7 separate regions of the Homo sapiens genome follow, and regions 1, 3, 4, 5, 6 and 7 are each linked to region 2. Evidence: chromatin loops called from intact Hi-C (ENCODE). Cell type or tissue: PC-9. All regions are shown on one strand. Region 1 has its middle 65 kb from the start of LINC01742. Region 2 overlaps PMEPA1 (prostate transmembrane protein, androgen induced 1). Region 3 overlaps LOC105372693 (a long non-coding RNA gene). Region 4 overlaps LOC124904939 (a long non-coding RNA gene). Region 5 has its middle 62 kb from the start of NKILA. Region 6 holds the start of LOC107987284 (a long non-coding RNA gene). Region 7 has its middle 100 kb from the start of LINC01742.

Region 1 (4,000 bases), 250 kb before region 2:
ATGAGCCCGTACAGGATGCTGGCACCTATTGATCAGAGTGACGTTGGTTCACGTCTGCTCAAAGAGGTTAATGTCCTTCTTTTGACAACTCATTTAGCAGGGACAAGGTGCCTACCTGATGATGGCAGGCTGCTCACTGGGCCCCTCCCCTAGATCCATATAGCACCCTTTGTGCTTTCACTGTGCCAGGATTTGAGAAAGGGGCTGCTTTGCCTTTCCCTGTCATTCCCTGTGATGGCAGCGGGTCTACACTTGACATGAGCACAGCCCATGTATGGGTGCTTGCCCCTTCCGCAGAGGAGGAGTGTGGGTTCAGGCAGACAGCAATGCTGAGAGGGACCTTCCACAGTTTCTCAGGGCAGGGAACAGCTACCACACTCTTCACCAGAGGACAGAAACAGAAACTCTGTTCATGAATCCGTGCATTTCTGTTGAGGGCTCCCAAAGATACAAGACGCCAAGATACAAATCTGTGATGAAAAAGGGAAGATATTTAGGGAGCGGTCAGGGAGCTCCTAGGAGCCCCAAACCACAGCACCCAGAACTGCCTACTTTGCTGACGCGCTTGAACGCCACCTCTCATTCTCATTCTCTTGCCTGTATCTTTAGCCCCAAAATCCTAGGAAAGGGAGGGCATGGTTCTCACTCTCATTGCCACTGGCAGAAATCTCCCCTAACCCAGCCCACCAAATGCTGTTGAGAGCTCTCTGGGCACCAGCCCTGCCCTGGGCTTTGGGGATGTGCAGATGGACACACAACTACTGCGGCCTTCAGGGAGCTCTTGGACCAGCAGGGAGTCAAGGCAAGCTCCCAGAGCAGCCCATAAGAGAGGCCCCTCCTAGAGTGGTGGGCTCTGGTTAATGGAGGGATTGAGCATGGGGAAGGGGTACCCAGTATTGTCCCCACCCCCTCACTCCTGTTTGCCAGTATCCTGGCTCTTTCTTCAGGAAACTACCCTTCCCCATTTCGTGAAGGTGGTTGGGGGTCAGGCGAATGTGTGTGCAAAGTGCTACCAATTAGAACCTCCAACTCCAAACCCCAGGCCAGACCCAATTCATGTCCTTTCCTGAGACTTCCATACTTGGACACTGAGAGATAGAAGTTCTTTCTAGTGTTTAGAGCCCAAGGATATGGGACGCACAATGTCTGTGCCCATGTGCCCCTGTACAGTGGGCTGGGCCTACTCACAGAGAATCAGAGCAGAGAGAGAGAAAGAGCATACCCTAATAGCATCCACCGAGCTCCTAGATCAAACCATGCCTGAAGGTCTCCCTCTGGATTCTTCAATTATGTGTGCCAATAAATTGTCCTGTTCTTTATTTTTTTAAAAATCATGGTGAGTTAATTTTCTGTCTCTTGCAATGGAGAGACTCCTGATTGACATAGGGGACCTAAGTGAGCTTTGTGGAGACATGTCATTTGGATGGGCCTTTAAAACAGTGGAGATTTGGGTAGGGATGAGAGCATCCAGACAGAGAGTAACTGAAGCCAAGATGTGGACAGGGAAAGTGGAGGGAGAGTACAGGGGAGTCCCTGCCTTTGTTCGCCATGGTATCTCTTGTGGCTCAGTATAGCTGATGCACAAAATCAACAAATGACAAGGCTTTAGTTGAACATGGAATGTGATTTGATGACTGTGTATAGATAAATCTGGAAAGGCAGGTTTAGAAACCTCAGGCGTCTCAATCACTCCCAGTGAATTAGCTCAGAGAGCAAAACAGTTAATGGGCTCCACGGCCAAAGGCATAAACACCAAGCTTTGGTTTCTCTCAGAAACTGCCTAGGATTTGGGATCTGCACAACAACACACCTGACTCCCTCCCACACTCATGCATCTTCCTTTCAGGACAAAAATCTCACTTTCAATCAATAATTACATCCTCACCTGACATGAATGCAAATGCAACTCTAAGTCAGCTTTTTCGTGCCAGGAGCCACAGTGGGAAATTGTTTCTCCGCTCTATTCATGGCTTTTGGAAATGGCCCCGAGACAGAGACCGTTCCATCCATAAGGATGTCAGGAAGGAGTTATTGTCTATGCACCGAAAGGCTGAAATTTCAGCAATTGCTCGATGATCTAATCTGGAGTGAAGCTCCTCTTTCCCCACCAGGATGGTGTTGAGCACTTTTGAAATGCTAATGTTTTCAGATCCAGACCCTTCGTTTTCAGTATCTCAGATGCCATAGTAAATTCAGGCGTCAGTGCCTATTGATTTTACAATTTCCTTGTTTCCTTCCCCGAACCCCTGCAATGTGTATTTGATTTTATTTATGAAAGACTCAACCTCGGTAGACAGTGGACTCAGGGCCTGCCCATAACTTATATCAGCCCAGAGCTGCAGGCCCGAACTTGCTGGTCTCCAGGGGTCCGGCCTCCCTCTCTGGACCGCAGGTGGGCATTGCTCCTCTCACCCTGCATTCTCTCTGCAACCTCCAGGGGTCTGAAGGGACCCAAAATGAACAAGACTAGGTTCCCCTTGCAGGAACTCACTGTCCATTTGGAGAGGAAGATGCGGGAACACAAAGCAGTGGGGTCAGTTTTACAAAAGGGATAGTGAGATGTAGGGGGAAGGGACAACTGCCTGGGTGCTCAGAGGGCTCTGCGAAGGCGGTGAGAATACATTCCCTCGATGAGCTCGTGTCCCCTGCCAGCTTCTGTGCAGGATGCTGCACACGCATTACCTCATTTGACCCCTGACACAACCCCACGGGGTAGATTCACCATCCCCATTTTACAGATAAAGAAACTGAGGCTCAGAGAGGCGATGCAACTTACCTGAGACTCAGCAACGACAGAATTTGCACCCAGATCTCTAAGACTCCAAGGTCAGTGTTCCGAGTAAGTACTTTATTCTTAAGTTTTTAAATTATTTAAAAAATCACCACTTAATCACCAGTGTCACTCAGGCCTTCAGTGCCGCCTGGCAGATCAGCCCCACCCTGGCTGGTTTCCTCTCCCACGCTCTTAGACTGCTATTTCCTGCCGTCTTCTCCAAGCTGCCTCTCTGCTTCCCACTGTGGGCCTTGTTTCCCATATCACTGGGAAAACAGAGCCATGTGAGAGAATTTCTGTGTCCCTCTCTTTCCAAAAGCCCAGACCCTGTTTCCACCTGGGTCCTACCTCCCCTCGGGCACCAGTTATTTTCCCTCTGCCTCTGGACCCACAGACTCGACCCCCACCCCACCCATGCTGCCGGCTTATCTGAATTAGCAACAAAGATGATGGAAAGTTCTCTCTGCTTTTCAAGAAAAACCCTCTTGCTTGACTCTTGTGGATGCCTGAGTGTTGGCTCAATCCACAGCCTAGACTGACACTCCTGATGCCCCCACCAAACCTCCCATGCCCCAGCTCCCCCGAACCTCCTGTGGTCCAGCCCCACAAAACCTCCCATGCCCCAGCTCCCCTGAACCTCCCGTGCTCCAGCCCCACCAAACCTCCCATGCCCCACCAATGCAAATCCCATTCTTCCTGTTTCTCTTGCCTTGGGGTCCTCCTTGACCTCTCACACTTTCTCTTTCTTCCTCCCCCAACATCTGATCCATCCACAAATCCGATCAGTTCCATCAACCACCTCTCACCCCCTCCACCTCTGCTAAATTGGTTCAGGTCATCAAACTTCCCTGGGGTGACTGTCACTGTGCTGAGCTGCCCCTCTGCCCACCCCGCTCACCAGGCTGTAGCCCACAGCAGCCAAAGGTCTGTGAAAGTATAAGCCTCACCTTGTCGCTGATTTGCTCAAGATCTTCCCATTGTTTTTTTCTCACCAAAAATAAAAGCCTAAGACTCTCCAAGGTCCACAAGTCTCTTTAGGTTTGATCGAGCTATCTCACTCCCTCCACACAACTTCACTGGCTGAACTGTCCTTTGCCTTCAAAAGAATACACTTCTCTACAGCACTTTGAGAAAGCCATGTCTGCATCAGCGTCAGCTTGTTCATTCATTTGCTGCTCATCTCCTGACACTATAATGTAAATACCTGGCATGAGGAATTGGATTTTG
Region 2 (4,000 bases):
TGGGCTTGGGGCATGGCTGCTGAGGTGGGTGTTTGAAGGGCCTCATTGGAGTGAGATGGGCTGACAGGCAGTGGTCCCTCTCCCCTTGACTCTAGCATGCTCTGAAGAAGAAGAAGAAAAGAGCAGTGTGGCTGTGGCACCGGGATACCAGGTCACAGTCATGGCAGCCTCACTTACCGGCTTTGTGGCTCTCAGGCCTATTTTTCATCTAGAGATAGAAGTGCTGGGAAGCAGTCCTGACTTCCTCCTGTTGTGAGGGCAGCATGGACCCCCCTCCCCTTATTTCCTGAATGCCTACCATGTGCCAGGCACAGCACCACATGCAGCCCTGCAAGAGCTACTAGACTTGTCTTACATGGCGCTACATGCAACCCTCCAAGAGCTACTAGACCTGTTTTACAGATAAATAGACTGAGGCTCAGAGGGCAGAAGTCAATTGCCCAAGGGTGCATGACTCGTAATTGGCCCCACTGGATGTCCAGCCCACTGCACCCATCTGTGTCCTAGCCACCCTCCCATGTCAGTTCCAAGAAATCTATAAACCCGAAGCAAACGGTAGCACATGAGAAAACTGGAGATGGCACGTGGATGGTCATTTAAAATTTAATAGTTCCGTACTCATGTGAATGTATGTTAGGAAAAATATAACAAGCACATTGTCGATTTCGTGAGTATTATTGCTTAAGATCGGGTTAAGTAATAAGTAAACCAATTGAATATTTTATTTCAGTTGAAAAGAAAAATACTGAAGAATTTTAATGCCTTTAATGGGGTACTTGAGTATGGCAAAAATCGGGAAGGCTGAGAGTGTCATTTGGGAGCTGTGTCCCAAGTCCCTCGTGGGCCTTTAATCAGCAGTTACAGATCTGCAGCTCCTCCTGTAGGATGGAAGCACTTTGCTCTTTGGCCTTTTGAGGTCACCCAGCTATTTGAAGGTCAGGGGCAACTCGATTCTAATGAGATCAAGGTCACAGGGTCATGTTGCCCCCAGGAAAGTGGGAGATGGAGTTCTGTGGTCCAGGCTGTGGCCCTGCTGCAGGGCTGGGAGGTGGAGAGGTGTGGACAGAGAAGGACCTCCCATCCTCACCGGCAGAGAAAGCTCAGAGATGCTCCCAGCTGGTGATGAGGCTCCAGCCTGAATCTCAGCCTGCTGCTGATGATGGAGAAGCCAGCACTTCACTGAGTACTTCCTTGGTGCCCCGTCACCACCCAACACCTCCTCACAAGGCTTGCAGAAGAGCCTGCTGAGACTCAGAGTGTCTGTATCCTGCCCCAGGTCGCAGCTGTGTGGCATCCTGATCTCTGTGTATTTTAACCAAGATCTCGATGTTCCCTTTTTGTAATGGAAAAAAAAAATCTCCTTAATTTAATTGTTCTGTGATGTCTGAAATGGGTGGATATTCTGCAGAATAGGTCTGTGACTTATTATTTAGCCTCCTCATGTACCTTTTTAGCTCTGGGGAGAAAGACAATTGGAAGCAAGTGAAGAAAAGGGCTCAGGTGTGTCCCAGCCCCAGGCCTTGCAGTTACACCTGCCACCTGCTGGCCGCCACCGTCTGCTGGCCCCCACCTTCGACTTTTACTGCTAGGAAAAGTCCCGGGGCGGGGAGGTGTTGGGGAAGTTCTGCCGCCTGTCTGGCTTGTGGTTTGGCAGACCTTCCTGGATGCAGGTCTCGGATCCTGGGCTTGAGTCTCATCCTACAAGAACTAGGGGGAAAGGTCGAGGAGGCAGCTCCTGAGCCCACTGGCTCTGACTTGTGTGGGGCAGGGAGGGCACTTGGCACTCTGGGCCTGGTCTCTCTGCTCATCCTGTGGGCCTGCCTCCTACCTGACTACCTGTCTAGGAATTTTTATGGCAGCCCGCAGAGGTACTGCAGGTCGGCTGGAATGTGAGATCCTGGCCCTGGGAGGCGTGGGGTAGGCGGGCTTCAGACACAGCTCCTGGCTGCTGGGCAGGAACGCAGAGCGAGGCGGCCACTCCCGGCCTGCTCACAACATAAGCGTGAACATCGTGGTTTTGCCACTTCGGGACTTGGCTGAGTTTTGCCACGTTTCCTTATGCCCTGATTCTGCCAGGTTAATTCTGATTAGGTTTCGGTTTGACCACTGCCTGGGACACCTTGACCCACAGCAGGGATTGAGATAAACAGTTGATTATCATGAGTTGTGAAAGATGGAAAATAGTCCTATTACCAGCAGCACTTAGGCAGCCCCCTGCTCCCTGAGACATTGCTGAGTGCTGTCCTGTAGAACAGAACCCTCCCACTTAGCCTGGCCTGGATCTCTGCCTTTTCTTTCCACAATGAAGAGTATCCAGGCAAGAGGAGGTGGACGGAGGTTCCTCAGGCTCCAGGTGACCATGGCTTCCACAAGCCGCCCTGCCAGTGGCACCCGGCTGGCATGGGGTGGGACAGCCACTTGGCCTCCTCTGCATCTGGCAGCCTCAGCCCTCGAGGAATTGAATCCTCCTGGGGCCAAAAGTGGCCGTGCTCGTGACCCGCCAGCTGCAGGCCAGGTACAGACCTGGGCCCTTGGAAGGAGCAGTGGCCTGGCAGGGAGGGGCTTCAGGGGGACCGGGCTCAGGAGTACTGGGCATCCTGGTCATGAGGTGGGAGCTTCGCTCCCCTGTCTGGGCCGCCCTGTGAGTTCCTGCCACCAGCCCTGACAGACCATTGCTCACCTGCCCCCATGACTCTTCCCACACCTGGTGGGCTGTGCCTTGGTGCTTGCAGCTGCCCAAGTCCAGGGGAGGCCACACCCCATCCATAGGGAGTGAGTGGTCACCACGTAAGAGTGTCCTCGGGGTTGCGTCTCCTCTATGAGCCTCTGTTTCTTCATCTGTAAAATGGGGATTGTAATAGGCACCCACTACACAGGGGGCATCGTAAGAATTAAATGAGACAGTTTGTGGCAAGGGCTCAGCTCAGTCCTGGGTGCTTTGTAAATGCTCGAGAAACAAAGCCTGTTCTGTTTGTAAGACGTAGCCAGTATTGGAGGAGTGGTGGCTCCGTAAGCCCCGGGACCTACCCGTGAAAAGGGAGAAGAGGGTGATGGGATGTGAAAAGTTGGGAGGCTCGTCGGGGAAGGAGATGTGAGAATGAGGCCTGCAGTGTGAGTAGGAGTTCTGCCCAGGGGGAGGTTTCAGGAAGCAGCCCGTCCCAGGCACACCCAGGGTTCTGTTTCCCCTCTCTGCAGATGGAGGTAGTTGTTCAAGACCACACAGCGGGGGTGGCTTTGGAACGAGGGCTGCGGGCACCAGTGAGGTGGGTCTGAGCTCCTCTGTGAGCATGAAATGGACAGTCTGGACCGGGAGATGGTGCACCCAGCCTTAGCTCGCAGCTTCTTCCTCTGAGAGGGGTGAGAGTGAGGGTGAGGGTCCTGCCTCCCCTGTCCTATTCCCACCTCTGCTGCAACCTGTGTAACCCTCAACAGCAGAGTAATGATTTTCTTCGGGGGAAAACGTTCTCCCTACCCCATCCCTGAGGAAGCAGGAAAGGAGTTTTGGGGAGTAGGAGCTGGCATCAGCTCAGGGGAGAGGAGCGGTGCCAGTGGTGCCTGTCCCTGGGGCTGCTATAGCCTGGACACCTTCGCCCTCCTAGACCAGCCCAGAGACTGTGATTCAACTCTCAGTCAGTCTGGGGCCTTGACTGGTCCTCGGTCTGTTCCTCCTCTTTCAGAGCCTGCACAAGAACCCCTAGCGCAGCCCCTCTGCTGGAGGGACCTTCGGAAGAGTTGGGGAGAAGGAGGCTCCCCTCATGCCATGTTAATGGGAGGGGACACCAGAAGGCTGGGTGGCATTTGCCATTTTGCACAATTAGGAACCTCGCTAATGGGTAATTTTACTCAATATTTCACGCCATTCATGAACTCATCTGACACATTCATTGAGCACCTACTGTGTGGTGGGCCTAGTGTTTTGGACACACACAACCGTGAAAAAGACAGGCCAGCTCCTAGTGTGGCAGACTGGAAATCGGCCAGAAAACCAATGACTGTAGAA
Region 3 (4,000 bases), 300 kb before region 2:
TTTCCTTTCTTGTCTTGAAAGCATCAACATGATGCTTCAAGCTGCAGCAGGTCATCCTGAGGCCATAAGGCCACCAACCTGAGGACAGAAAGTGGAAGTGCTTAGAATTCTAGAGGGGAAGGCAGGGAGAGCCTCTGTCCCTGCCGGCATGGCCAAGCCATGCCCCAGCCACACAGCACCCACCCCTCCCTGCTCGTTGTGTGAGAACAATAAACTTCTATTTGTTTAAGCCACTGTTAGTTGGGTTTCTGATACCTGCAGCCCAAAGCATTCCAATCTAATACAGAATTTAGTACATTTTATCTGGAAGGTCCTGGAAAATCTAGGCAGAGGGGGTAATAAAAAAAATGCACAAAGTCCCTTGTCCTCTAAGGTCTATAGTCAGGGGACATGTAGCCTGGAACTGTTGTCACTCATTTGTGTCCTTCTATCCTGGTAGACAGACCTCCTTGCCTTTCTGGGAGCTGAACAGCTTTAGCCTCCAGGAACCCAGGGAGGTGAAATGAGACTTCTTGCACCTGCTCAGGTTCCCGACACCTCTCTGGAGCCCCATTCTCTCCTTTCACCAAGTTAAGCTGTAAGAACGCAGCACCCACAGACAGTACCTCTCCAACCTGTGTGCTATGTGGCACCCAAGCATCTTCTCAAAATGCAGATTCTGATCTAGTTGGTCCAGGCTGGGGCCTGAGAGTCTGCATTTCTAAAAGGTTCACAGATGGTGCTGATACTGCTGACCTGGGGACCACACTTTGAGTAGCAAGGTTGTGGAGGGTGGCCAGCTGCTTCTAGGACTATCCTGCTGTGGTCAGTACTGCCCTTCTACCCTTGGAAGCAAAGTCCAGTCGAGTATTCTTTACTCCAGCCCACCTAGCTGGAATGCCCACGTTCTGATTTTTTAAAATTATGCCCTTCTGCAGTCGGATGGGACTTCTCAATTTTGGATTCAAAATCAACTCCCTGGGCTTTGCATAGACTCAGAGTGACCAAGTGTCCTGGTTTGCCCAGAATGAAGGGCTCCTGGGGATGTGGGACTTTTCAGTACCAAAACCAGGAAAGTCCCCTGTGAACCGAGAAGAGCTGATCATCCTATATAGGTTGAAGGCTGTTCAATTAGAGGGAAGGCAAGATGACTCAGGAAGGCCTTGGCACCCAACAGTGTGAGCGCCCAGTGGTATCAGCCAGGGCTTAGTGAGCACCAGGCTAAGTGTGGGCATTAGTCACAGTGCTCCACGCCAGTGAAGTGCGGCAAGCCTACTCTTTGGGATTTTCTCTGTCATCCCAGACCTGGGTCTGGAGGCTTGGATTGTGGGGAACAGAAACAGCGAGCTCCCCACCTCCCTGGCCTTGCTGTTGCCATGTGGGGCTGGAGAAGGCCACGCTGTCACAACTCCTCATGAAGCAGTGAAGACTTGGGCTGGGACAGAATGAGGTCATGGGTCCTGGGCACCTCCTGGGTTTGCTGGGGCCTCCCCCGCCTTCCACCAGCCCTAGGCGGTTAATGACTCGCTCAGCTCCTTAACTAAAAAAATGTGTGCTGGCTCCCAGCTGAATGCCTTTAATTTGTCTCATTTGTGCCTGAAGCACTGGGTGTGGACAAACCGAAGTTAAGCAAAAAGGCTATTACCATAATGCGATGGCCCTCTGGCAACGTCTCTTCTGAAACTCCGTCCTCTCCCTAACAAGACAGGCTGGCAAGGAGGGCATGCTAACTCCAAGCACTGGCCCGCCTCTGCCTGTGGACTGGTTTTATTTTGTGGCTCTTAATAGTGGTTTTGTGGTTTTAAGAAGTGGCTGACCTTTAAAAATGGGAAGATTTCAAATAAAAATGTATATTTCTAATCACTCTTAAAAAATCCAGCAGCACTGAATCCACCTTCTGACATAGGAACAATTAGCTGGGGAACAAGGACAGGCTGCCCTGGTGGGTGCAGTGGGGGTAGGGTGGGGTGGGAGTCCCTCAGGCAGCCTGGCCCCTGTGACTTGGCGCAGGTGCTTTTCCAAATCATTTCTTGTCTTATTTTATTAAGTGAGAAATACTAAGGATGCTATTCGTTCTGTTATCAGCACATTATCAGTATTGGAGTCAGTTTCAGAAGTAATTTCTGATTCACTTGCCTTCCGAAGACAGGGCTTCCCACACACGCAGGACCTTGGACCAAAGCAGGACAAGAAGCATTTGAAGTCCTGGAGTAGAACTTCAGAATTAAAGTCTTACATCATTTTCATCATTGTAAAAAAATGTGCATTCATTGTGAAAATGGGTGTGAATTTTTCATAGCAGTATTTGGAGGAACATAATGAGTAGCCGTTAAAGGAGTGACTATCCCATGTTTCCTCTGGGCATTGTAAGAAGCTCTCCAGAAAACGTGAGCCAGCAGCTCTGACGTCTTTCCCGATGCAGTTTTTCAACAGGAAATGTTCATTCAGGCATTTGTGGGGGTGATGTCTGCTCAAATAAGTGTTGCAAAGACACAGTTCTTGGAAGGCAAAACTGAAGCAAGTGAAGGATCAGGCTCATCTCATTACCTGATTTGTTATTTTTATTGTAGAAGCAAAATTTAATGGCATGAAAAATATGGTAATATACAGATACATGAAAATTAACAGGTTATAAAACCATACACAGTGCACGTTATCATTACAAGTAGGTGTATATTTAAATGTGTTTGTAAAAAGAAACATGAAAAGCTGCATGTCAAAATGCATTTAGTAGGTTTTATTGGTGGATAGTTGGATTATGTTTTCTTTTTATTCTCATTTTTTAAAGGAGCTTGATAGTCAATTCTGTTTCCCAGGTTAAGTTTCCTTCAAACTGTTCAACGGAAATTAGCAAATGCTTACCAAGGACCCAGGATGAGTCCTTAGTATGTGCCAGAGATGGTCAGGAACAACAGCTATCATAATGATGACAGCGTTATGATGACGGCATTACTAGTTAGGACTATGTTGGGCTGTATGTCAGAGAAATTGATCTTTAATCCTCCCACCTGCTTCATACCATGAAGCCCAGACACAGGCAATCCAAATAGTGGCTCCACAGTGCTACTGAAACCCAGCCACCTTCTTTCTCTCCTCTTACCCATCCTTCCACTGTGCTTTTCATCCCCACCAGAACAAAATGGCTGCTTTGTCTCCAGACATCACATCCAGAGTCCAAGAAGAAAGAAGGGAGGAAAGGAAAGAAAGGACATTCTAAAATCTTTTTTTTTTTTTTCTATTGAGGAGAGAAAGCTGCCAAAGGATTGTGACCATGGTCACATGGTCATTTCTGGTTTCCAGGAGGTCTGGGAAGGCGAACGTTGTTGAACAGGCACATCTACTAAGGTGCCTATTGTGAAACGCAATTTACTGCTTGAATAAAATTGAGATTCTGTTAGTGAAGAAGAAAAAGAAAGTGGATATTGGTGGAGGACCTTGCAGTGTTCACCCCAAATAACAATGGTGGTCATATCATTTTCTGTGAGTTTTACTGCATGCTAAGAACTGTGCTGGATGCATTAATGTTTTGTGTCAAACATTAATAACTATTATTATTATGATTTCAGACCACAGAAAAAGAAACAGAGGCTCAGAAAGGTGAAGCCAATTGCCTGAAGCCACACAGAATATCAGCTGGAGTCAGGATTCTAACACCATCCCATGTGAGTTTAGACATGTGCACGTAATCCCCAGGACATACCAAAAGAAACAGGCATTCAATATATCAAGGGATAGCCATTTCTCCCAGAGCCCAGTGGGCTGTGGCTCTTGTGTCCCTTAAGACCAGTGCTTCTCGAACTGTAATGTGCATCGGGTCACCTGGGCATCCTATTAAAATGCAGGTTATGGTTCCTGGCCGGGCCTGAGATTTTGCATTCCTAACAAGCTCCCAGGCGATGCCCATGCTTGTAGTCTGTGGACAGCACTTTGAATGCCTGAAACCACCTCCCAGACATGTCCCGCCTTCCTGGAGCTGGCCTCCTGGTTTCAGACGTGTGGGCAATTGGTGCTGAGATCATTC
Region 4 (4,000 bases), 260 kb after region 2:
GCACCAATGTAAATGGAAAACCAGTATCACTTGCTTTGCAGATGACTCTGAAAATAAGCACAGTGGCCATCAGTCGTGTTTAGTATTGACCAGGATTTCAGATGCTGTCACAGTGTGTTCGTAAACTGCCACCTGCACACGCCAGGAGCCTGGGGCCTGCTCTCTCAGATGGAGCGGGGGGTAAGCAGGAGTTGGCCAGTATTAAAGACACATGAGCCCCCAGCTCAGCCGAGAAGAAGAGAACAATCATTGGAGACAAACAGCTATTCCCCTGGACACTGTGCCTACCACACAGGGCACCCAGTGGACTGCGATGGCCAGAGTCCCATTTCTGGCACACTCATCCAGGCCAGCCAGAGTTGGGGAGACTGGACCCCAAGAGCAGAGGTCACATCAACACCCACACCAGCCTCAGGCACGTCCCCTTGTCCCCTTGTCCTCTCCGCACAGGCAAGAGATCCCCAACCTCTGCCCTGTGCCAAGAGCATGTCCGAAATTTCACAACTACCTTTATGTGGCAGGTGCCTGGAGCTGGAGCTATCCTTCCAGCACCTACAACCACGAGGCCCCCGGGCGTCTTCCCAGAGGGAAACACTGGGTTTAAGGGCATCAGTTCAACTGTTCAACTCCCATGAAGGCAGCGTGAATGGTCTGACTCCGCTCCTGGGCAAGCACAAGAGTATGTGCCAATCGGGTGTGTGGGCTGGCCTGGCCACCAACACAGGTCTCTGGGGACGGTGGCTTGCCCGCATTCCAGAACCACAGGCTGGGGCATGCCTGCCGGGCGGCCGGCTCTCTTACCGCCAGGCAGAAGGGGACAGAAGCCCTTTGTCTTCCCGTCACATCCCAGAGTTGGCACATCCCCAGGAGCTGCGGTCACCTCCTCTTTCGCAGACAAGGTTGCCTCATGTTGCTAAGAAACAGCTTGGAGGGAGGGGAACCCAAGCTCCAGGTGGCGCTGAGGTGCCTCAGCTCTGAGCCCCTGAGCGGCTGTGGAGGGAGGGCTGGCCTCTGTTGTGTCCCCTGCTTATTGTAAAATGGGAGGTTCATAAACCACAACTCACAGAGCAGTGGAAAGGATCAAAGAGCTAATGCGTGTCCGGCACCTCGCGTAGTGTGAGCGCTCCACAAGTGTGAGCAAGGGACGTCTGGGTTGTTTTCTTTTTTCCACCTCTCAGTTTAAATAAGGTTGCTGTGAACGCTTTTCCTGCTGAGGGTTATTTCCTCAGATGCAGAACCCCGCCTCAAGATAATATTCGAGGTCGGGGGGTCAGGCAGCTGCGTGGGGCTTTTTCCATGCAGACAGAAGCATCTTCAAAATCGGAATCTGTTTACAGCAAAGGGATGTGTTATTTTCCCCGCATCCTTTGCAGCACTGGGCTTGTTTTATCGATTTTTTTTTCTCATTCGATCAGCAAGGCTGTGCATTCCTCCGTGTACTGTTTAACTGTCTGTATTTCCTGAGGGATTCATGGTTTGTTCACTGCCTTTGATTGTTTTTCAGGTGGTGTCTGGGACAGTGCCTGGTGCTGTCAGCTGGAGCTGGCAGGCCCACATTGGAAGCATCTTCTAAGTAGGAAGGGGAGACAAGGGCTTGAAGCTGGGGGAGATGGGGAAAGCCTCCCGCCCCATCCACGCCATTCCTGCCTTCCCCTCGTCCTGGGTATTTTGGAGCCTGCCAGCTGAGGAGTGCTCTCCCAGGGTTGGGACTGCAGGCGCCTGACAAACTGAAGAGCACTGAAGCTGGAGATGCAAAGAAGAGGGAGCATTGACTATGTTCTTGGAGCAACGAGCAAGTCAGTGAGGCACGCGTGTGACAGGTGCCTTTCCTGAACCCAGCAATCCTCCTCCCCTTTCCCTGGCTCTCCTGGGAACTCCTAATGAAGTCAGAATAAGCCACTCCATCAATTTATGATCCCCAGATGACTGTGTCCCTTTGCTCCTTAATCACTCAGGTACCCAGATTCTCTATTAGCAAGAAGCCCAGAACCCCCTTCTCGAGTCCTCTCTCGTTTTCAATCTTCCAAGGACACCGAAGTCTTCCTTAACCCACTGCTGGGGGTTGACTGCCGAAGGTCACTGATGCCGGGGCATCTTGCCACCACATGGGGGCACTGCCAAAGATGTGTGCAGAATAGTCCTGCAGACACTGCGCTCGGCAGCGGAGCTCATGCTAGGCGAACCCTTGCCTGGGTGTTGGAGGTCACCCACACTTGAGACTTGAGTTTACAGCTCTCATGGGTCACTCTTAAATACTCAGAGCAGAATGCCAAGTGACTCCTCATCCATGCTCCATGCACCCTGGATCCCAGAACGGGGCACATCACTTTCCTCCACCACTGTCGCCCTGCTCGCCACCACCTCCTCCCGCTAGGCCGGGCTTTCTCAACCGCCACCCCTTTGACATTTGGGGCCAGATCTTTCTCCGCTGTGGGGACATGGCAGGATGCTTGGCAGCACCCCTGGCCTCTGCCTATCAGGTGCCTGTAGCACACCACCACTATGACAAGAAAAAATGTCTCTAGACATTGCCCAACATCCCCTGAGGAGCAGAATGGCCCCAGTGGAGAGCCAGTGCCCTAGACTATTGGGGTACCACCCCTCCACGCTGGCCTGGACCCCCTCTACACTGGCCTAGACCCTCTCAACACTGGCCTGAACCCCCTTCATGCTGGCCTGGACCCCCTCCAACTGGCCTGGACTCCCTCCCCTGGCCCCTTGCCTCCCTTTCTTGACATCACAGTAGGGGTGAGCTTTAAAAAAACCACACAGCTCGTGATGCATGTCACGCTAGGTTCAAAAGCGCTGGGTGGTTTCTCTTGGTATTTGAGATCCACACCTCTGCCTTAGTGCCCGGGCCCTGCAGGGCCTGACCTCACCCCTGTCTCCAGCTTGACTGGCTCCCACACCAGGCACAAGAGCCCTGGCTGTGACATCAGCACGCTCTGTCCTCTCTGCCTTAAGCCCTGTTCAGTCTGTCGCTGCATTCCAGGCCCTTCCACACCCCAGGGGCCTGCAGAGGCCCTGGGACCCCGCCCCTGGTGTTGCCCACTCTACTACGCCTCTTGGTCCATCTGCCTGATTTATGCCTTCATTACCTTTCCTTAGTTATATCCGGTTTCTGTTTTATTAGTTTATTTTTATTGTATTTACTTCTGTCATTCCCATTAGACTGTCAGCTCCGTGAAGGCAGGGGCCTGTCTTGTTCCCTGCCGTATCCCCAGAGTCTAGAACGGCACCTGGGTTGTGGGAGGCACCCAGAAAACACCAGGTCCCTGAAGGAATGAATGAAATGGGAGTGGGCTTCTCTTGTCCTGGAAATGGGCCTTGTCCCCCACATGGCTGTGGAGCTGCAGAGGGGGAGGCTGGAACTACTGTCCTATGGGCCCCTGTGGGCTCAAGAATCCTGCACTCAGCCTAGGACCTGCAGGCTTCGTGTCTCTGGCTCTTGGGAAACAGGTGGAAACTTCCTTCCCGAGAGCCGGAAGCAGCCGCAGGCCCCGCCACACCCAGCCCTGGCCCAGCTCAAGGCGAGGCCCTGGGTCTAAATATAGAAAGTGGGTTGTGAGAGGGCGGGTTTCTTCTCTGGTGAGAGGAAGTGGCTGCTCTGATTAAAACCGGGGTTTGTTCACCCCTCATTGAGACAGTCCTCCCCACCAGCCAGGAAGAAAGGAAATGTGGCAAAATGAACCCAGCCAATGGGGCCTTCCAAAAAGGCCCGGAGAAAGCACCCGGGGGGCAGATGGTCTCTTGTTCCTCCCTGGGGAATGGCTGGGAACCCTGCAGTGAGACACAGGGGCTGCGTGTCCCTGAGCCAACTCTAGCCGCTCTGGGTCTCAGTTTGAAAAAAAAGGGATTGGCCAGATTTGATTTTCAAAGCTGATGTTACCTGGTATTGCCTGAATCAGGAGCTCTCTGAGTCTCAGTTTCCCTATCTGCAGAATGGGTTGATGATGACCATGCCTGTAACAGAACGGCTAGTAGGATTCAAGGAGGCAGT
Region 5 (4,000 bases), 79 kb before region 2:
TCCCATCACACCTGACCCCCACCGCAATGAGCTGTGCTTCCTGCGGTACCAGATGCAGGTCCCACACCGCCCTGGGGATTGTGGCTGCTGGAAAATGAGCCTCCCACAGGGCCCCCTTTCCACACTTGATCTTAGCCGAAAGGCTGAGAAGCGACAGGGCGCCCTAGTCCCCCTAACCATGGTGGACAGGGCACTGGGGATCTGAGCACACAGAGGGTGCCCCCCACCCCCAAGATGATGGGGAAGGAAAGCCTCCAGGGGCCCCAGAGGGCTACATCCCTGAGATGATGGGGAAGGAAAGCATCCAGGGGCCTGAAATTCCGGAGAAATTAATCCACTTATCCCGTGACCAATCGGCCCAGTTTGCCTTGGATTGAGGGGGTCCCAGGGTTGTGGGACTTTCAATACTAAAAACCAGGTCTGCCCCAGGCCCTTCTCACCCTTTTAAGCCCCAGCTCCAGGAGCTCCAGGGACTCCAGCAGGACTCACTGATTTGATTCAGGTACAGTTTGAGGAGCAGTGGGGAGCTTCCAGTAAAGAATTCTAGAAAATATATCAGTATCTTTGCAGTTCAGGTTGGCTCACAAGGAATATTTTTGGTTCTGGAAACTTAGGAAAAGATAAAACTTTGAGTTTGGTTCTATCTAGTTCAAGACTCTGACAACCTCACCGCCTCCTTCATAGAGTCAGAAAACTCACAGATCAGCCAGATGGTAACCTCACTCTCGGCAGGGGTTGCAAACTGCAGCCCAAGGGCCACGTGCAGCCCACAGCCCGTTTCTGTGCACTCCATGAGCTAAAACTAGTGTTTACATAGCTAAATGGTTGGGGGGAAAATCTAATGTCATGTGACATTTGAAAATTACATGAAGATTATTTGAAACTCAAACAGCGGAGTCAATAAATGAAGTTTTATGGGAACACGGCCATCCTTCGTTATTTGCATGTTGCCTGTGGCGGCTTCTGTCTGGCCCGCAAAGCCTAGAGTATTTTCCATCTGGGCTTTGACAGGAACATGTTTTCTGACCTCCTGCTCTTGACTTTCACCTTGCCAGCTTCTCTGTTGACATGACAGGGAGGGAAGAAAGCAAATAACATTAACTGAGCATCTACTATATCCCAAGATTTTTCATAAGCTCTGTCTCATTTAATCCTGGAACAGCCCCAGGAACCAGGCACTATTCTTGTTCTCATCTTACAGAACTGTTGTCCAGGCTGATGGTCAGTGGCACAAGCACAGCTCACTGCAGCCTAAAACTCCTGAGCTCAAGTGATCCTCCTGCCTCAGCCTCCTGAATAGCTGGGACTACAAGTGCACGCAACCATGCTCAGCTAAGCTAATTTTGCTTATTTTTGTAGAGATGGCGTCTTGCTATGTTGCCCAAGCTGATCTTGAACTCCTAGGCTCATGTGATCCTCCCAGCTTGGACTCCCAAAGCGCTGGGATTACAGGTGTGAGCCACCGCATCTGGCCCCTTTAAGTTTCTTGCACTGGAAGGAATTAATCTTGCAGACAAGACGCTGTCTGAACCCTGTAGCCTCCGGAAGAGCCACCCAACCCCCAAACTCCCAGCCAAGGAAAAGGTCCTCAGCCTGCTCTTGCCTGGGGTGGATGACTCATTTTTGAATCACAAAAACAAGCAGAGGGTAAGACGTCTGTCTGGGCTGAGCAGCTCTCATTTTGGGGTGGGGAGGGGCTGTGAGCAGGATGATGGCTCTTAGTGACATCAAGGAGCTATCAAGTGACATCAAGCAAGGATCCCAGCCTGGCCGCTTCGTCAGTACCACATCCTCCGGCACCCAGTGAGTGATCGCCCTGTGACAAAGGGCAGCTTCCCTTCTAGTAGCAGACACAGGCAAGATTCCACTCCAGTGCATTTCTCCACCCCGCAGCACCTGGGGCCTCCCCAAGCCTCCGATGCTCAGGGGCTCCCCTGGGCACTGCAGCAGCCTTCACCAGTCCTTCTCTGCCCCTCGCGCGCTCCCATCCGTTCTCCCCAGCATGCAGCTAACCTCCAAATGCTGCCTGGATACTGCTGCTCCCAGCGTAGCTCTACAGCCCACCGTTGTTCCTGGTTTGAGAACAAGTTCATTGCCCTGTTCTGCAAGACCCTGCTCATAGGGTTACCAAATAGAAAACAAGATGCCATTAAATTAGAATTTCAGATAAACAACGAGTTATTATTATCAGTAGTAGTAGTTTTTGTTTTGTTTTGTTTTTTTGAGGAAGGGTCTCACTCTTATGGCCCAGGCTGGAGTGCGGTGGTGCAATCTCGGCTCATTGCAGCCTCTGCCTCCCGGGCTCAAGCAATTCTTGTGCCTCAGCTTCCCGAGTAGCTGGGACTACAGGTGCACACCACCACGCATGGCTAATTTTTGTATTTTTAGTAGAGACAGGGTTTCACCATGTTGGCCAGGCTGGTCTCGAACTCCTGACCTCAGGTGATCCACCAGCTTTGGTCTCCCAAAGTGCTGGGATTACAGGTGTGAGCCACCACGCCCAGCCCAGTAGTAGTAGTATTTTTGAGACAGGGTCTCACTTTGTCACCAAGGCTTGGAGTGCAGCGGTGTGATCACGGGTTACTGCAGCCCGAACTCCTGGGCTCATGTGATCCTCACCTCAGCCTCCTGAGTAGCTAAGACTACAGGCATGTGCCACTCTGCCCAGCTAATTTTTAATTTTTTTTTTTAGAGATGGGGGCTCTTGCTATATTGCTAGGCTGGTCTTGAACTCCTGGGCTCAAGAGATTCTCCAACCTCATCCTCCCAAAGTGCTGGGATTCAAGGTGTGAGCCAGCATGCTGTGCTCAACAATGAATACTTTTCTAGTGTGAGTATGTATAAGTATGTCCCATACAGCACTTGAGACACACTTATACTAAAAAAGTATTTGACTTTTTCCTGAAATTCAAGTTTAACTGGGCATCCTGTATTTACATTTACTGAGTCTAGCAACCCTACCGCCCGCTCCCTAACTTCCTATCCTCCCCACATGCCCTCCTCCGAGCTCCAGCCCTCCAAGGCCTTCCTGCAGTTCTGGAACTTACCATGTCCCTTACCCCAACAGGGCCTGTGCACAGGCTCTTGCTGCTTCCTCTTGTCCTTTCCCTCCCACCCGGCCAGGCAAATTCTACTCAGCCATCAGACCTCAGCGTGACCCACTAGCCTCCACGACCCAATCAATGCCTATCTCGGACACTCACAGGACACCCCCGCCCATTCCACTGATCACAGTTGTGGTTTTACACCCAGGCACGTGCCCAGCGCTGTGAGCAGAAGTCCATGCTACAAGGGCGGGCTGTGTCTGCCTTGTTTGCTGCTGTGTCCAGCACCCAGGGCAGGGACCACCACACTGTAGACTCCCAGGAAGCAAATGTCCCATAAACAAATGAGCCAGCTCCCGGCCCAGGACTGCAGAGCCCAGTGGAAGCCCTGCCCAGCTCCAGAACCAGATTCCATAGGCTCCGAGACCTTGCGACACCCCCACGAAGCATTCCAGGTCCCTTTTTTTTTTTTTTTTGAGACAGAGTCTTGCTCTGTCACCCAGGCTGGAGTGCAGTGGCACGATTTCAGCTCACTGCAACCTCCGCCTCCCGGGTTCAAGCAATTCTCCTGCCTCAGCCTCCCGAATACCTGGGACTACAGACATCCACCACCACGCCCAGCTAATTTTTTTTTTTTTTTTGTATTTTTAGTAGAGATGGGGTTTCACCATGTTGGCCAGGCTTGTCTCAAACTTGTGCCTCAGCCTACCAAGGCGCTGGCATTACAAGTGTGAGCCACCATGCCCGGCCTCCAGATCCCTTCTTGTTTGCTGTGGGCAATAGCTTAGGAGCAGAGCCTATGTAGCAAAGCCGGTTTGGGGAAATAAAGTTTGCAAATCCTGAATAACAACCCATGGCTCTGTATCACTGTTTACAGTTTTATTTTTCGGACAGGAAAGAAACTTAGAGTTAACCATTTGGATGAACTGATAAGGCTTGGAAAATCTGTCCAGCAG
Region 6 (4,000 bases), 440 kb before region 2:
GAGCTGCAGCGCTGGGAGAGCGGGAGAGCCAAGCTGCCTTTATTTTTATCGATTGCCCTTTTCCCCAAACCTGCCATTTGCATCTCACCTGCCATATCGTGCCATTATTTACTTAATCCTTTCTTTTACATTTACACACTTTTGAAAACATACAGTTATTTTAAAAAGGAAGCTTCAAGTCATGACCATAAGTGAAAAACCAGTGCCATTTGACCTATGTGGAAGGCAATGGTCATAAAAATAATGAAAGCTGATGTTACGAAATTCCAGTTTGGTGCTGTAGCTGCTCACTCTCTCTATTAAAAAGGGTGGTGGCAGCACTGGGGAGGTGCTGAAAATTGACTAGTCCCCACTGGGGACTCTCCTGGGCCAAGCAAAGGACTAAAAAGGAATAGCTCTGTCAGCGTGTGTATCTGTGGTTTTGATGCTACGTGTACCTCACAAATCACCTTGTGACCCCCCAGTTTGGGATGTGCCCTCCTTTCCAAGAACAGTTAATTCGATGGGACTGGATAGAAGGAGAAAAAAGCAGGTCTTCTTTTTTTTTGGAGATGGGGTCTCACTCTGTTACCCAGTCTGGAGTGCAGGGGCATGATCATAGCTCACTGCAGCCTCCACCTCTCTGGTTCAAGCCATTCTCCTGTCTCAGCTTTCCAAGTAGCTGCGACTACAGGCATGACCCACCATACTCAGCTAATTTCAACATTTTTCTTGCTGTGTTACCTAGGCTTGTCTTGAACTCCTGGGCTCAAGCAATCCTCCCTCCTCAGCCTCCCAAGGTGCTGGGATTACAGGCATGAGCCTCTGTGCCTGGCCAAAAGTAGGTCTTCCTGAAGTCAGCACAGTTTAGAAGTCAGTCTTCAATCTTCCAAATACCACAATTTTTCTTTAAATAAACATGCATTCAGAGGAGAACTCAAATGGAAGAAAAACATGCATAATCCTACCAGTAAATTTTCCAAAACTCCTAATGCAGTTTTTTATGACTTGAACTTATCAATATAGTATTTTGAGATGCACTGAAATATTTAGAGAAATTTGGTTGTAACCAATGACAACTAAATACACTTGCCTGTTTTTTCAAAAAAATAAAGGAGTAATAATTTGGTGAAGTTTTCAGAGTGGTTGCCAGTCACTGCTAGGAAAGATGTCGTTAGCTTCTGGCAAGTCAGAAAAGTAGGATGAAGAATCTGATCTTGAAATATCTTCTTTTTTTTTTCTTTTTCATCTTGCTGCTTTTCTTCCCGACACTAAAAGATTTGTCTTCCTGACAAATTGATGTAGAAAGCAGCACACCTGTGACCCAAAGAGAAACTTGAAAATGTGTGTCCTTACCATGCGTTCAGATATTGTAGCTTTAGTGTAAGTTTTAGAAACGATTTCAGTAAAACATGCCTCTTCTAGGTCATCCTGGGATCAGCTCAGGGTGAGGCCCTGGGGAACACAGGATGTGGTCTGTGAACAAAAGGAATATTTGTGCCCGCAATTGACTGCAGTGGGGAAGGGCTCTGATTTCAAACAGAATATTTCAAAAGGCATTGCTTACTCTTGGTCTTAGAGCTATGCTCTGACTGGCTGTATTCCAAAGAAGTCCAGAAAGAGAAGGCGATATTTCAAAGTATTATTTCTTTGTTGCATTCTTCACTCCCTGTAATCACATGTTTCTGTGTATTATCATGTGTTTAATGTCTGTCTGGCCAGCTGCTCTCCATAAGGGCAGGGCTCTTCTCTTGCCCACAGTGCCTCACTCTGCCTGGCACACACAGCAGAACGAAAGAAAAATGGAAATGAAGGTTTATATCCCAAGATATAAATACATAAAACAAACGAGTGTGTTCTGAGTGATTAGCTTGATAATTGCAGACAGTGCGTCAGCCTTCCTGTGGTCTCCTGAGGACAGTTCGGTAGCTAAAAATCTCCCAGCGTTGTCAAAAGCAAGTGCCCTAATTAAGTTAATTCAACTAAGGCAAAGAAGGGAGGAAAGACGGCTGCAGTTTTTTGCAAAGGAATCAAGGGGGATGGAAATAAGAAAATAATTCGCTAGGGGAATAAAAACTGCAAGCCCATCTGAATGAGATTCTCATTTTCTCATACCAGCTTCCCCTCGAGAAGCCAAGTTCCAAGCCATCCGCAAAATGATCACTCAGCATCCACCGGACAGATTGGTGGGGGCCGGTGGGGGGAGGAGGAAGGAGGAAGCAAAGAGACAACACCAGCACCACTCACTGGCTCTCTCACTCTCCGCATTCAACAAGTCCGGAAGGATTTGGTTGCCTGGTACAAAGCCTTTCAGGGAGAAAGTTTGAAAGGCCTTTGGAAATGTTTAGAAGCTCTTCTAAGATGGCATTTTAAAAATTACTTATTTGGATAAAATATGGCATTTCATAGTTCCATTTTGAACATATTTGGAATAAGTAAAGACAAAAAAGAAAGAAAAGAAACAGGAATTTGGATTCTCAGGGGAAGTGGACCGAGATGCTCACCCTTCCCTGCTTCAGTGAGGCCTGGGGAGCCATCAGGGGCCTGTGGACATCGTTCTGGATGAGTTTTGTTCATTTTGCACGAGGTCTAAAAACAAAAGCAAAACAATTGTGCTTTGAACCTGAAGGCAGCTCCTATTTCTTTCTGTGCCGCTCCTCCCTCCTGCGTCCTGGATCTGAGTGTGGGTTTCATCTGCGGCTTAGCAGTGGCGCATGCTGAGCGCGTCCTTTCATCCGTCTGACCCTCAGTATGCTCAGCTGTCTAGTGGGGATGGTGAGAGCCCTGGCTCGCAGCTCAGAGACTGCTATAGAACGGAATGCGGTGAGGTTTGTGAAGCCGTCACTCAGAGCCATGGCCAGCCACTTCTTAGCTGGGATTACAGCTCCGGCAGTCTTGCCACTTCTGGTAACTGATTGTGGAATTGACCTTCAGAAGAAGACGTATGGAGGGAAAGGGAACACAGAGGAGACACAACCCAAAACAGAAATGTGAAAATACGCCTCAGTTTTCTGTTGCAATTATTAGCGCAATAGCTCATACTGAGCCTCTGCCTCAAACTACAAAGCACTGTAACCCATTATCTCGGGCATGTGTGTGCGTACATGCACAATCATTCCTACTTTATACACCAGGACACTCAGACTCAGAGAGGTGAACTTACTTGCCTGAGGATCCACAGCTAGCTGGTTGAATTGTACCTTAGACGCCAGCTTTCCCGGCTCCTTACTCCCGCCGATCCCAGGACACCCCTGACAAGGGTGGCAGTCTGATTTCCTGAAGACAGGAGCTCAGAGGAAGATTAGTTTGCTTTAAAGGGGAAAAAAAAAGAAGCTGACAGTTTGGGGGCACTGGCATTTTGGCTGCAGATTTATACATGCGGCACAAGCCCTCAGGGAATCGGCTTAGAAATCCAAGGCGCATTTGTCAGTTAAATCCAAAGGGAGAGGAGAAAGATCTTAGTCCCTGCCCTAGCGGTGCTCTGTGTGTTGTAGGAAAGGAAAGATGTGGTCATGGAGGCAACAGGGGAGCAGGGGACAGGGTGGGGTGGCGCCAAGACGGGCTGTCCTGAGATGGAGGTGAGTGAGTGGTGGGTGGGACCCCGGGAGGCCAGGCTGTCTGCAGCTGGTGGCGCAGGCCTGAACTGGGCCAGATGAGAGGAGAGCGCTGGAGACGGCTGCGGAGGGCCAGGCAGGCCCCCAGCCAGAAGTGGGGGCCTCTGCTTGGGCGGCAGCTCCCCCTCCCTTCCTCGTGGTTGGCTGCTGAAGTTCCATGGCAACCCTCCTAGCCTGCACACGATCCCCTGTGGGTGCAGCAAAAAACCTTAAGGAACTTTGGCTCAATGAGATCCTTATTCACAGCTCAGAAGTCAAAACTTGAGTTTTGAGAGGGATTGGGAGGAAGAGCTGCACTTTTAGACTCACTTGTCCTTACCTTGAATTTCTTTCCAAGGTTGGCAGGTGGAGGCCAATGGGGTGATTCTGACCCGATATGATATTGTGCGCGATCAGCCTGCCAGTCA
Region 7 (4,000 bases), 210 kb before region 2:
CTCAAAAGACTATCTTTCATCCAGAAAGAAATCCTTCCCAGATGCAACCCTTCTTCTCTTCTCACATCTAAAACTGGGTCCCATGGCCATACCGACTTATAAGGGAGGCTTGGAAACCAAGTACAGTTGACCCTGAACAATGAGGAGTGAGGGGTGCTGACTCCCTGTGCAGTCAAAAAATTGCATATAACTTTTGACTTCCCCAAAACTTAACTATTAATAGCTTACTGTTGGCCAGAAGCCATACCCGTAACATAAACAGTTGATTAACATGTATTTGCACGTTATATGCATTCAACACCGTATTCTTACAATAAAATAAGCTAGAGAAAAGAAAATGTTGTTAAAAGACTCATAAGGAAGAGAAAATATATCTGCTATTGATTAAGTGGAAATGGATCATCCTAAAGGTCTTCATCCTACTCACAGTGAGTAGGCTCAGGAGGAGGAGGGGGAGGAGGCATTGGTCTTGCTGTCCCAGAGGTGGCAGAGAGAGAAACTCCACATATAAGTGGACCCCCCAGTTCAAACTGGTGCTGTTCAGGGGTCATCTGTATTTGATAAAGTAGAAAAGAATTGTCTTAGCTGTCTTAGACCAATCAGGACTCATTCCCTGGGACTGGGAACATCGCAGGCCCTTATGACTGGGGTTGTTTGCCTGGAAGCAGGAGGGGAGCTGGAGGGATTGGCCGTTGGGGAAGCAACTATAGGCTGTCAATAACAGCCTTTAGTTTAAAGCTGGGGAAGCAACTATAAAACAAGAGGCAAGTTTACATAAGCCAGACAACAAAACAAAGCATGGGGTGTCTTTTCAGGGAAAATCACTGGGGTTGGGGAGGTGGGGGCTCAACTCGCCACCTGCTGCACCTCTCTGTGGCCTTTCAGTACGCTGGCTCAGCACTATGCCACAGAAAGGCCCTGGATTAAGACATTGGAGGTGGGACCCCTCCAGATGCCATCACCTCTGTCCACCTGGGACAGACCAGGCAGGAGCTAGGATGCATCTCTACAGTCAAGGAAGCCACCGTGCTTAGCGCACTCACTCTGCACCCAGCGTCGAGCTGACAGGCACACACATATCCATCTATTTCTCAAAACGAATGCACGAAAAAGATGCAAATTTTCCCAGTTTTACGAATGGAGGAAAAAGGTTAGAGAAGTTAAGGGACGTGCTCAAGATTAGCTAGCAAGTAAGTGGCTGTGCTGAGAGTTGGCCAAGGTCTACAGAACTTCAGAGCTTGTTTTGGGTTTCATTTTTTCTTAAACCCTTAATACCTGTTGTTTCTCTTAGCAAGTGGACCACACACTAACTTAGCAAGGTGAAGGCATGGACAGTAAGTGGGCGCTGGGTCTCAGGGTGGACCAGGCCTTGCTCCTGGTGATGGGGGCCTCACCTAGCACACACCCCATCTCCTGTGGAGATTGCCAAGTCCCAAGGCTTCCTGCCTTCCTCAGAGGCCCTGGAATCCATTCCATCACCAAACCAGAAGCCATCCATCCAGAGGGGAATTTCATCCTAGGCAGTGGTCTGTCATCCAGGGTCAGCAACGAGGTCCCAGAGCAACGACGGAGGCTGTGGGGTGAACGAGGTATTTTAACATCAGGAGAATCCTTCCAGGCCCCATTTGGACTGAGTTCTGATGGTCTCTGAGGGGGCTGTATTTTGGGAGATCCCATCACTGTCAGGACAGGCCAAATGCCTTGGGACCTGGCAAGGCTGTGGTTCTGTGGAGCAAGAAGGGGCTACTCTGGTCCGGCTTGATTTCCTTCTGCTCTGGCCACCTAGGAAAGGCAGTTGTGTGCTAGTGAAAACCATCAGCTTTGGACCCCTGGGATCAAGGCCCCGTTCTTCCCCTCCCCAGCCACATGACCTTGGGCAAATCATTTGACCTCTCAGCCTGTTTCTTTACCTGTAGACAGGGATGGTAACAACTTCATCATTGGGAAGCTGCAAATTTAAAAGAACCAGTGGGAGAAAAGCCCTACATAGTACAGGCGTGCAATTCAGAAACTGACCAGCATTACTGCTGGGGCTGAAATGGTTGCTTGTGGTTAATCTGTGGTTAGGTAAACCATGCAATGAATCACTTAGAGCTCTTCCCCCACTCTACCCTACCTTCTCTCCTTTCTGTGCCCTTAATCCTCTCTTTTAGCCACTCCTGTGGTGCTGGTATTTGTCTCCTGGGAGGATGTGTGCTGAGTATAGTGAATAGAACCAACCCATATTCCAGAATCCTCTTCCAGAATCTTCTAGAATCTTCCAGAATCCTCTAGAACCCCAGCCCCTCTGCTCATTTGTGGTGACACCTTGGGCAAGTTTCTTTACTTCTCTGCACATCAACTTTCTTTTCTTTTAAGAGGGCAAAATGTCTCTGTTGGAGGAGCAGGAGGTTTGGAGAATGAAATGTGAGGACCCTTAAGCACCTTGCTGGCTTCCAGCCTGTCACTGAGACTCCAGCCAATCTCTCCACAGCCTTCTGCCAAACTCACACCTTGGTCAGAATTTAGGACTCAGGGACCCAGCTCTATAAGGAATTGTCAGATGGTTAGCTTGTCATAAATACGGGAGGGAGGAGAGGCCTGGGCATTTAGGAAGTTTTCCCTTCACTGTGCTCTCCAGGAAGTGGATGCCCATGCTGAGGTCCCTATGCACTGGCACTGCCTGGGACTGGGATTTGGAGATGTCAGCAGAGGAAAGCAAAGGTTCCTCTTCCAGCAAAGCATCTCCTAGCATCTCTGCACCTGTCTGAGGGCCTGGCTCTAAACCTGCTCCAGTGTGGGCTGTACAGGCAGATTTATTTGTGTGGAAAATTAAAACTTCATGTTGACTTCTGTATATTTTCCTGACTGTGTCATTCAAGGATTTGTAAAAGACCTTGAATTAAATCTGCTGTATTATGAGCTAGGGGAGGAAGACAAGAGGGAGTGATGGAGTGGGTGTGAGTTCCCTACTCTCCACAAAGCCGGTCTGCCCTGAAGTCACCAATGCATCACAGCCCAGCACGCCAGCCCAGGGACCCTTGGTCTGCCACCCTGAGACCTCCAGACATTTATTCTGTGCCCTCCATTTCTGCTTCCCTCCGACTCACCTTATGCCCCTCACACAAGGCTGGACACAATGATAACCTGTTGAATGATGATTTGGGGGTAGGGGGATGTGTACAAGACACTTTCATACGGGTGTGAAATTGCTGGAGAGAAATCCTAGGACATAGAGACAGTCTTTGTTAGTCCCACTACAAGGGCTCCAGGAATCTTACCAAAGTCTAAAGCTGTGGTAACCAGTACTTGTGGCTATTTAAATTTAAATGCATTGAAATGAAATAAAATTTAAAATTCAGTTCCTCCATCATAGATGTTTCAAGTATTCCATAGCCACCTGCGCCTGGTGGCTGCTGTCCTGGACAATATATACAGAAAGAACAGTGTCATGAGCACAGAAAGTTCTATCAGGGCTGGACACGGTAGATCACACCTATAATCCCAGCACTTTGGGAGGCTGAGGCAGGAGGATCACTTGAAGCCAGGAGTTTGAGATCAGCCAGGGCAACAAAGTGAGTCCCCATCTCTACAAAAAAAGGAAAAGAAAATTAGCCGGGCATGGTGACACATGGCTGTAGTCCCAGCTACTCGGGAGGCTGAGGTAGGAGGATCGCTGGACCCAGGAGGTTGAGGCTGCAGTGAGACAAGATTGCGCTCCAGCTCCATCAAAAAAAGAGTCGAGATTTTTTTTTGTGACAGAGCATGACCCTGTCTCAAAAAAAAAAAAAAAAAAAGAAAGAAGTTACATTGTGTTAGAGGAAAGCCCTGATTTTTTTTTTGAATTAAAGATTCTATTGGTGTTTCTTGCGTAAAAACAATGACACTATTTGTCAAACCATTTAGAAAACACAGAATAGCACAAAAGAGAGTAGAGAGGGACCCAGGTTTGGCTGCAGGCTTAGCAGCTTGCTGCACCCCAGGGCCCTCAGCACAGACCCAGGATGGGCAGAGGAGTAGA

What was found. A loop is a pair of places that touch in the nucleus more often than their neighbours do. Peaks named below come from ENCODE experiments on the same cell type or tissue, not always from the same donor. Only the 100,000 strongest peaks of a DNase experiment are listed, where the experiment ranks them.
Region 1: it touches region 2 in a loop (6-fold over the local background); 2 of 110 quality-filtered maps call a loop at or near these places.
Region 3: it touches region 2 in a loop (6-fold over the local background); 5 of 110 quality-filtered maps call a loop at or near these places.
Region 4: it touches region 2 in a loop (3-fold over the local background); 2 of 110 quality-filtered maps call a loop at or near these places.
Region 5: it touches region 2 in a loop (7-fold over the local background); 4 of 110 quality-filtered maps call a loop at or near these places.
Region 6: it touches region 2 in a loop (6-fold over the local background); 3 of 110 quality-filtered maps call a loop at or near these places.
Region 7: it touches region 2 in a loop (2.9-fold over the local background); 2 of 110 quality-filtered maps call a loop at or near these places.

What each region holds. Positions count from the first base shown.
Region 1 is chr20:57,937,319-57,941,318 of GRCh38, reverse strand. No RefSeq gene overlaps it. Among named protein-coding and RNA genes, the nearest start is that of LINC01742, 65 kb to the left of the region's middle. In PC-9, CTCF peaks have their summits at 2,231 and 2,431; a DNase peak (open chromatin) is centred at 1,628; H3K27ac peaks cover 1,623 bases.
Region 2 is chr20:57,691,065-57,695,064 of GRCh38, reverse strand. All of the region lies in intron 1 of PMEPA1 (prostate transmembrane protein, androgen induced 1), which reads left to right. Among named protein-coding and RNA genes, the nearest start is that of PMEPA1, 17 kb to the left of the region's middle. RefSeq lists an enhancer at 1,439-2,258. In PC-9, CTCF peaks have their summits at 1,312 and 1,515 (motif pointing left); DNase peaks (open chromatin) are centred at 344 and 1,774; H3K4me3 peaks cover 2,476 bases; H3K27ac peaks cover 4,000 bases.
Region 3 is chr20:57,988,944-57,992,943 of GRCh38, reverse strand. It overlaps LOC105372693 (a long non-coding RNA gene), which reads left to right. Exons shown (of 6, transcript XR_007067678.1): 3 at 3,546-3,641. Among named protein-coding and RNA genes, the nearest start is that of LINC01742, 13 kb to the left of the region's middle. In PC-9, no CTCF peak of the experiment used is centred here; DNase peaks (open chromatin) are centred at 1,163, 1,553 and 2,293; H3K27ac peaks cover 3,067 bases.
Region 4 is chr20:57,432,654-57,436,653 of GRCh38, reverse strand. It overlaps LOC124904939 (a long non-coding RNA gene), which reads left to right. Exons shown (of 2, transcript XR_007067672.1): 2 at 1,505-1,993. Among named protein-coding and RNA genes, the nearest start is that of RBM38-AS1, 42 kb to the right of the region's middle. RefSeq lists enhancers at 730-789, 2,923-3,002, 3,864-3,913. In PC-9, CTCF peaks have their summits at 984 (motif pointing right) and 2,093 (motif pointing right); DNase peaks (open chromatin) are centred at 743 and 3,533; H3K27ac peaks cover 483 bases.
Region 5 is chr20:57,770,370-57,774,369 of GRCh38, reverse strand. No RefSeq gene overlaps it. Among named protein-coding and RNA genes, the nearest start is that of NKILA, 62 kb to the right of the region's middle. RefSeq lists enhancers at 1,334-1,975, 1,976-2,619. In PC-9, no CTCF peak of the experiment used is centred here; a DNase peak (open chromatin) is centred at 1,639.
Region 6 is chr20:58,129,515-58,133,514 of GRCh38, reverse strand. It overlaps LOC107987284 (a long non-coding RNA gene), which reads right to left and starts at 3,985. Exons shown (of 3, transcript XR_001754693.2): 1 at 3,913-3,985; 2 at 2,484-2,568; 3 at 1-1,753. LOC107985434 (a long non-coding RNA gene) reads left to right here. Exons shown (of 3, transcript XR_001754692.2): 3 at 2,098-3,916. In PC-9, no CTCF peak of the experiment used is centred here; DNase peaks (open chromatin) are centred at 254 and 1,504; H3K4me3 peaks cover 2,300 bases; H3K27ac peaks cover 3,453 bases.
Region 7 is chr20:57,900,740-57,904,739 of GRCh38, reverse strand. No RefSeq gene overlaps it. Among named protein-coding and RNA genes, the nearest start is that of LINC01742, 100 kb to the left of the region's middle. RefSeq lists an enhancer at 3,558-4,000. In PC-9, a CTCF peak has its summit at 2,001; a DNase peak (open chromatin) is centred at 2,079.